Regions from separate parts of the Homo sapiens genome. Here region 1 is linked to region 2. The links are chromatin contacts, found by Hi-C or POLR2A ChIA-PET in ENCODE. All regions are on one chromosome and are shown on one strand. The core of a region is the stretch at or near the end of the contact, and the rest is flanking DNA. Distances in the headings are between cores, read along the strand shown. Region 1 holds the start of UST-AS2 (UST antisense RNA 2). Region 2 overlaps LOC124901426 (a long non-coding RNA gene).

Region 1 (3,595 bases), core at 353-2,852, 120 kb after region 2:
ACAAATAAATCTAGGCAAATAAATGAAGGCAATAAATAATTCCAGGAAAAACAATTAAGTTGTGCAAGAAATGAAACAAAATCATGATGTACTACTCTGATCAGCAGCCAACAAAATGTATATAGTCACAGCAACGTCAGCAGGACCATGCATCTCAAATGTGGGTATGACCATCTTAGGAAGATGGAGAGGAGCAAGGAAGTAGAAGTAAAGGTAATGGAATAAGAGAATGAGATCATGACCCCAGTAAATCAAGAAACAGCAGCCTGTGCATACTAGTTACAGATAGCGCGGTGATTATCCGAAGAAACATCTAGCTGCGCTGAAAGTGATTGGCTCTGCAACATCAGACTTCATCTTTGGGAGGGTTGGAATAGGAAACTGCTGGTTTTCATTATACATCTTATAGGACTATTTGATTTTTAATTATATACATGCATTACTTAATAGATATAGCAAAAAATGCAGGGAGGTAAAATCCTAGGAACACATGTTTTGAAAAACAGTTCTGGTAGAGTCTGGTTGACAATGCAGCAGAAGCATCTAGAAGCGTATGCTATGGTAAAGACGAGGGGCGGGGTGAGACCTTCAAGTCAAGTGAAACTACCCCACCTGACAAACAACCCTCTCTTCTTCTCATCAGTGTGGGATTATGTTGGATTTTTCTATGCGTTTGTAGGTAATGAAATGAACGTGCTTACTAGAACCCACAAGAAACCACACATAAAAATCCCCAGCAATGTTATATACACAGGTATATTTCTAGCTTTTTGCTGTATTCTTTCACAATTCTGTGCCATTTGCAAGATGTGAAAAGCTAGGACATTATGTATTGATAAAAATGTCTGAGACATGAAAAATATACAGACCAAGAAATATTTTTATTTGAAAAAGATTTAGCCAGACAAAAATAGAAGCTTCCATTATAAAATGTTGAGTCATGCAAAATGGGTAAGGATTGTACTTCGCCCCGGCAGGGGGTACATTTTATAAGCAAAGAATGTCAGAGAGCTAAGGCCACGAGCCAAGGGCCCAAAGACAGTTTTGAAATCCTTTGTCTAGTGCTCTTTCCACATCACCACATTAATTCCTGGGGTGGACAGGGACCTTGACAATTTAAGCATAAAAGAACAAACTGACCACAAGGTCGTTTTTATAAAGATCAACCATCAACCCCTGGGGTCAAGTTTCCAATCTTTGCTCAAGCTTTAGAAGCCTTTCAGCTTTGTGGCGTTATCAGGAAAGTCCAAAAATTGAAATTTGTGGTGACTAATTCCACCCCCTACAAATACTCAATGCAGAGCATATTACTGTCAGCTCAGCTAAAAACTGCTCAAAGTAGAAGTGATTAAATTCTAAAGTAGAAAAAAATTCACCTCCAAACACAGAAACACACTGGTACCTCCCCCGCACACCCAGATATTATTAGCCAGCTTTTTGCCTGGGGAAATGAATCATGAGACAGAAAACTGTACAACCCCCAAGTCTGACCACACTGAGTAACTGGGGTAGACACAGAGGGGGGCATCTGGGGCTCTCCCGAGGCCAAGGTTGGGACCCAGAAGAGATGAATTTCCCTGGGTGCACAGGGTGGGAGGGAGGTGGGGCTGGAAGAACTTGATCTGGAGGGATGATCCCGAAGGCTCCCAGTGAAGAAGGCCAGGAAGAGCAGAGGATGGTGCCAGGAGGATGATGTCGGGGGACACAGGCAGCTCATGCCTGGATCAGGCAGTGACTGGTAACAGAAGGAGAGTCCATGCTGGTGGGCCCAGGGGAACATAGGTGGTCAAGCAGGGCAGTACTTGGTGTCTGGGGATGCAGTGTGCGACCTCCTGTATTCGGTGCGAGGCACATGGGGCCAGCAGGAGCTGGTGTGAGCCCGGGTCTGAAGGGTGGTGGGATCTTAGTGGGGAAGACTGGGAAGACAGCAGGGAGGAAGAACTCAGGCTGGAGGAGGATGGGGGCCTGGGAGGATCCCTGCCACACTGTTAGGAAGCCAGGGAGCTTGGGTGGTGGTAGGATGGGAAGAGGGCAGGGAAACGGGGGGAGGGTGACACAGGCCCTCCGGCAGCAGCGGCTTGGCCACTGGCGCTGAGATTGGTATGAGTGACTCAGTGCCAGGTTGCGCCACAGAAAGCTGAGGCTGCGGATCCTTCTCCTGCCTCTGGTAGGGCCGTCTTAAAGGCAGGGTGAGTGAGCCTGGCTCCAAGAGGCTGGGTCCGCAGGCAGGGGCTGACGTGGGCTGGCCCAAGCCCCAGCTCTCCTCACTCTGAGTGCTTCTATGCTTTCTCACCTCCACGCTTCCAATCATGTTATTTTCCTCTTATTAAAATGCCTCCTTCCACGTCCACTTGGCAAACTCCTACGCACCCTTTAAGGCCGGGCACAAATGTCTCCACAGGGTTATGCGCCCCAGCCCTGTTAGTGACGGCCTTCCAGCTAGACAAGATTTTCATCTTTATACTGCCCTTCCCCAGGAAAGGGACATCACAGACACTCAGCTATTTATTTGCTGGAGGTGTTTGTTGAATTTTTCTGGTAGTTTCAGATTACACCTATTTAAATATTAGTTTTCAGAGAAGAGAAATATTTTTGTAAAGTTATTCCTAGAACATCAATGTCTGTGAAGGAAGTTCTATTTTCCTGTTAATCTTTCATAATAAAATTGGAAATGCTTTCTCCTGGAGGAGAGATGATCCCAACGCAAGAACAAATCAGTAAGCAAGAGTAAAACATGTTTTCCAATAAAACAAAGAGTAATAGTTGAAATAGGCCAAACGCACATATATTATGCTGCAATTTAAGCTTTCATAAAGTAAATTAAACAAGCCTAGAGGCTGAATTCTTGTGAATTGGTGATGTTTCTGTAAACTGAATGATGTTATCAGCCTGTGGTTATACAGTTCCCCTCAGAAAAATGTTCACTAAAAAAAATCACAAGTGTTTAGAAGTTAAAGGGGTTTACATTATGTGTTCATTTTTAATGAACTATTTGCCCAGTAGCTACAGCTGAACCAGTTATATGCCTTCAGCTTAGACTTTTTTTTTTTTTTTTTTGAGATGAGTCTTGCTCTGTGGCCCAGGCTAGAGTGCAATGGCTCGATCTCAGCTCACTGCAACCTCCACCTTCCGGGTTCAGGCAATTCTCCTGCCTCAGCCTCCTGAGTAGCTGGGATTACAGGCATGTGTTGCCATGCCTGGCTAATTTTTGTATTTTTAGTAGAGATGGGGTTTCACCATGTTGGCCAGGCTGGTCTCGAACTCCTGACCTTGTGATCCACCTGCCTTGGCTTAACAAAATGTTGAGATTACAGGCATGAGCCAGCATGCCCAGCCCAGCTTAGATTTTTAGACACTATCTTAAAGACCTTGCACTGCTATTCCCTACGTCCCCGCAACCCCCACTGGAAAGACGTCAGGTGTTGTCAAACAGATCTATTCTCAAAATTATTTTTTTCTGTGTGTATTGCCTCGTACTGGCTTAAGATAACACACTGGCTTAAGATAACACATCTTGTGTGTGTGTTAAGGTAACACACACACAAGATCCAGTGCTGACATTATTAGGATCTGAGCCTGGGACATGGCTGCTGAA
Region 2 (3,701 bases), core at 1,172-3,671:
CTTTTTTGAAGCATAGAGACCCTGTCCTGGCTTAATAAGCTCAGCACTTCCCATGCTGGCTCATGTGACTTGATCCTGTGTATTGGTGTGATGTCCAGGACAGATAGGGTAGATCCTGAGAGGCTCTCGTGCTCTCTTTAAGTTAGAGGATCCTGTAATGTCTTCAAGCAAGAGGTCAATGTCAGTCTTAGTAGAAGGCAGTAGACTACTTCTGCAATCCCAGAGCACCAAAAGGCTCTGGATTTTTAAAGTTCTTGAGCACATCAAGACAAATCTTCACATTGCAAGTCTTAGGGTCCCCCACGCACTCTCAATTTTTTGTAAATAGAATCATATGATTTTTGGCAATTCTGTATGCTCCTTTTTCCACTCAAAAATATTTCCAGGATATCTTTCTATGTCAACATACATTTACGTTAGGTTAAACTATATGAAAAGACGGATATTCAAATGTTTTGAACCTGCAAAAATGGCACTAGAGTTTAACCTAATGGAACTTGTTCTTCCTGCAGAATTCCCATTTCGGTAAATAGCTGTTCCATCTTTCTGGTTGCTTAGGCCAGAAACCTTGGAGTCATTTTTTTCCTCCTTATTTTTTTCTCAGACCTCTAAACCAATGTGTCAGCAAATTCCATCTACTCTACCTTCAAAATGTATCCAGATCTTACTCAAACTGTTTCACCTTCATGGCTACCATTCTGAATCATCATTTCTCACCTGGGTTATTCTAATAGCCTCCTAACTGGTAACCTTTCTACTGCCTTTATCTTCCTTCTAGCCATACTTTAAAACAATTTTTTAAAATATTTTGTAGAGACGGGGTCTCTCCATGATGACCAGGCTGGTCTCAAACTCCTAGCCTCAAGTGATTCTCCAACCTTGGCCTCCTAAAGTGCTGGTATTGCAGGCATGAGGCACCGTGCCCAACCCCTTATACCCAATCTTAACAAAGGAGCCAGAGGGATCCTGTAAAACATAAATAAGATCATGGCTCTTGTCTGCTCAAAATTGTCCAAAGATCTCCCATGTCACTTAGAATAAAAACTAAAGTCTATGACAAGCCCTGTGTAACTTGGCATCTCTGATCTTGTTGATCCTCTAGTTTACTTCTCTGCTGCTCACTTACTTCTCTTATTCAACCAGTCTCCTTTCTGTTCCTTGGGCACATCCGGCTTGCTCCTGCCTCAGCACCCTTGCATCTGCTCTTCCATAAGCCTAGAAGGCAGCTTACCCTAATATCCATGTGGCTCTCCCTTTTCTCCTTCACATTTTTACTCAAATGTCATCTTCCCTCATCTCCCTATTTTAAATGGCATCCTTCTTTGGCCTCCCTAATCCTCTTGCCTGCTTTATTTGTATCCATAGTGCTTCTTGACATCTAACATATATTTTCCTTACTTATTTTGTTTACTGTCTCTCTCCACTAGACTGTAAGGTCAAGGAGAGCAGAACATTTTGCCGGCTTTGTTTACCTCTGAAGAAACTAGAATAGTGCCTGACATACAGTTACCATTCAAAAAAAAAATGTTGAATGAACGAATGGATGAATGGATCATTCTTAATGACTTCATCATCTGTATAGATCTTAATTTACCCAGTTCACTCACTGGTGGACATTTGTTTCGATTCGTTTCCATCATGAAAAAAGCATCCTCAAATATCCTTGTGAAAACATTTTTGGGGACAATCTTCTAATTCTAATGGAACTGATGTTTCCCAAAAGAGAAAATGGAGTTTAATAACTGTAACAACACTAATAAACAGAATTTCATTGTTTTGACTTTATCTTAGGGCTACAAAGCTTGCAAAATACACATGAGAAAATAGATGTCAACTGAAGAACCACAAATACATTTCCTTCTCAAAACGTCGAGGTGAGGTTTGTGTGAACGCATGCCGAAGTACATGAAGGAAGTTGAGAGAAAAGTTCTTATCTTTCTCCTGTGTACAATCCATCCTCCCTCTTTGTTATTTACTGTCCTGGCAACAGCCGAGAAACTCTAATTTCACTTTGACTCCTCTTTAATCCCCATCACCACAATCCATCATAAGGTGTCATCTTCATGTGTGAATGCTGGTGCTTATCATCTCTTACATTTTTTTCTTCTCTATATTTCCCTTCCCAGTCCCTGCCTGCCCTATTTAGCTCTTGTCTTAGCTGAATCCCTGCAAAGCTAAAAGCTAAAAGAAAAGCTGAAAGAATCATTTCCCCAAACTATTTCCCCAAATTCCGTACCCAAAGGGATTCTAATCTGGAAACCTTCTTGCAGAATGAACCCATGTCATCCGGGGTCTGGAGCACATTGGGGCAGTCTCTGAAAAATGCTTAAATTAAATTAGGACTGGGTGCAGTGACTCATTCCTGTAATCCCAGCTACTCAGAGGTCTTGAGCCCAGGAGGTCGAGGCTGCAGTAAGCTATGATCACACCACCGCACTCCAGTCTGGGCAAGAGAATGAGATCCTGTCTCTGAAAAATAAAAATGTTGCCTCAACTGCATAAGTGATTTTGTTTATGAAAACATGTGAGACATTTGTGGGGGACCCCAGGAAATATTTGGATGGAATTTAGAGGTGCCCAAGGTCTTGCACGAGCAGGTAGGGGTAATAAGTCATTACATTTTGGATTATTGCTGTTACTGTAACAGCATCTGCATATCCTCAGTGAGGTCTGCATTGGACAGAGACAAATGCAGTGACATTTTAGAAATCTTAAGCTAGCAACCAGCACTGAAATGTTTTTTATTTGTCAATCCCTGCATGTCAGAAACAATTGGAAACTCCTTAACCTATAGTTTCAAGATGTTTGTAAATTCTTTTTTCTTTATTTTAGATACTTTATAGTCTAAGAATAATTTTTATCTCCAGCTCATCCTCTAGCCAAGTGTCTAATGCCTTTGTGAATTTATAATTCAAAATTAATTCCCCCCCGAGTTAGCCTTGTATAAACAAATGATTATAGAAATGATAAAACAAATGTCAAAGTAAAATATTAAAGGGTACAGAATTTCACGAATGAAAAGACATAAAAGTGTTGCAATCTGGGTGGGGCAGGGAATTGGAGAGGAGTGTGGGTATGCAGAAAAACGTTATGAAAGTATTTCAGTAAGTGATTGGATAAGAAGACAGAGTCTAAGTTAAATCAGGGCTCAACTTGTTGGCTTGTGGCTTGGGCAGTATCATCTGGTCAGCAGTGGCCAGTCCAATGTCAAAATCTTTAAGTGGACATGTCCCAGTTCCTGTGGCCAGCCAGAGGTGCTAATGCTGGCCTTCACTGGGCAAGTGTGTAAATCCAGAACAAAAATTCTAATGTAATATTGCTATTGTTATGTAGGGTATGTATTTGTAGGGATTGTATGAATGTAGTAAGTTTTGTCATTACTATACCACTTTAAATATGCTTTATCTGATTTTAAGATATGTGAGATTAAAGTAATTGACTTTATTAATGGAACAGAACAGAGGCCTCAAAAATAACACCACACGTCTACCACCATCTGATCTTTGACAAACCTGACACACACAAACAATGGGGAAAAGATTCCCTATTTAATAAATGGTGTTGGGAAAACTGGCTAGCCACATGCAGAAAACTGAAACTGGACCCCTTCCTTACACCTTATAGAAAAATCAACTCAAGATGGATCAAATACTTAAACATAAGACCTAGAAAACCTAGAAGAAAATCTAGAAGAAAACCTG

The links. Hi-C counts contacts between places; a loop is a spot of excess contacts on that map. ChIA-PET counts read pairs that join two places held with the same protein, here RNA polymerase II (POLR2A). Pooled maps may share reads with other maps.
Region 1: a loop to region 2 is called in a pooled map, with 5 times the contacts of the local background. The contact joins the promoter of UST-AS2 here to the enhancer-like site in region 2. A Hi-C loop is called at or near these places in 3 of 168 maps with a recorded cell type or tissue (GM12878, heart left ventricle and naive thymus-derived CD4-positive, alpha-beta T cell), 10 of 37 single-sample maps with no recorded cell type and 13 of 50 pooled maps. POLR2A ChIA-PET finds 5 or more read pairs at or near these places in 8 of 52 experiments (GM12878, activated CD4-positive, alpha-beta T cell, activated CD4-positive, alpha-beta memory T cell and 3 more).

Annotation. Positions count from the first base shown.
Region 1 is chr6:149,030,668-149,034,262 of GRCh38, reverse strand. UST-AS2 (UST antisense RNA 2) reads left to right here and starts at 1,602. Exons shown (of 2, transcript NR_134599.1): 1 at 1,602-1,738. All of the region lies in intron 7 of UST (uronyl 2-sulfotransferase), which reads right to left. RefSeq lists an enhancer at 1,009-1,198.
Region 2 is chr6:149,146,799-149,150,499 of GRCh38, reverse strand. The region is part of intron 1 of LOC124901426 (a long non-coding RNA gene); the gene reads right to left. Among named protein-coding and RNA genes, the nearest start is that of TAB2-AS1, 110 kb to the left of the region's middle. Within about 2 kb of position 2,421, at least 3 of the 41 ENCODE cell types and tissues checked have a DNase peak (open chromatin) inside an H3K27ac peak, as active enhancers do.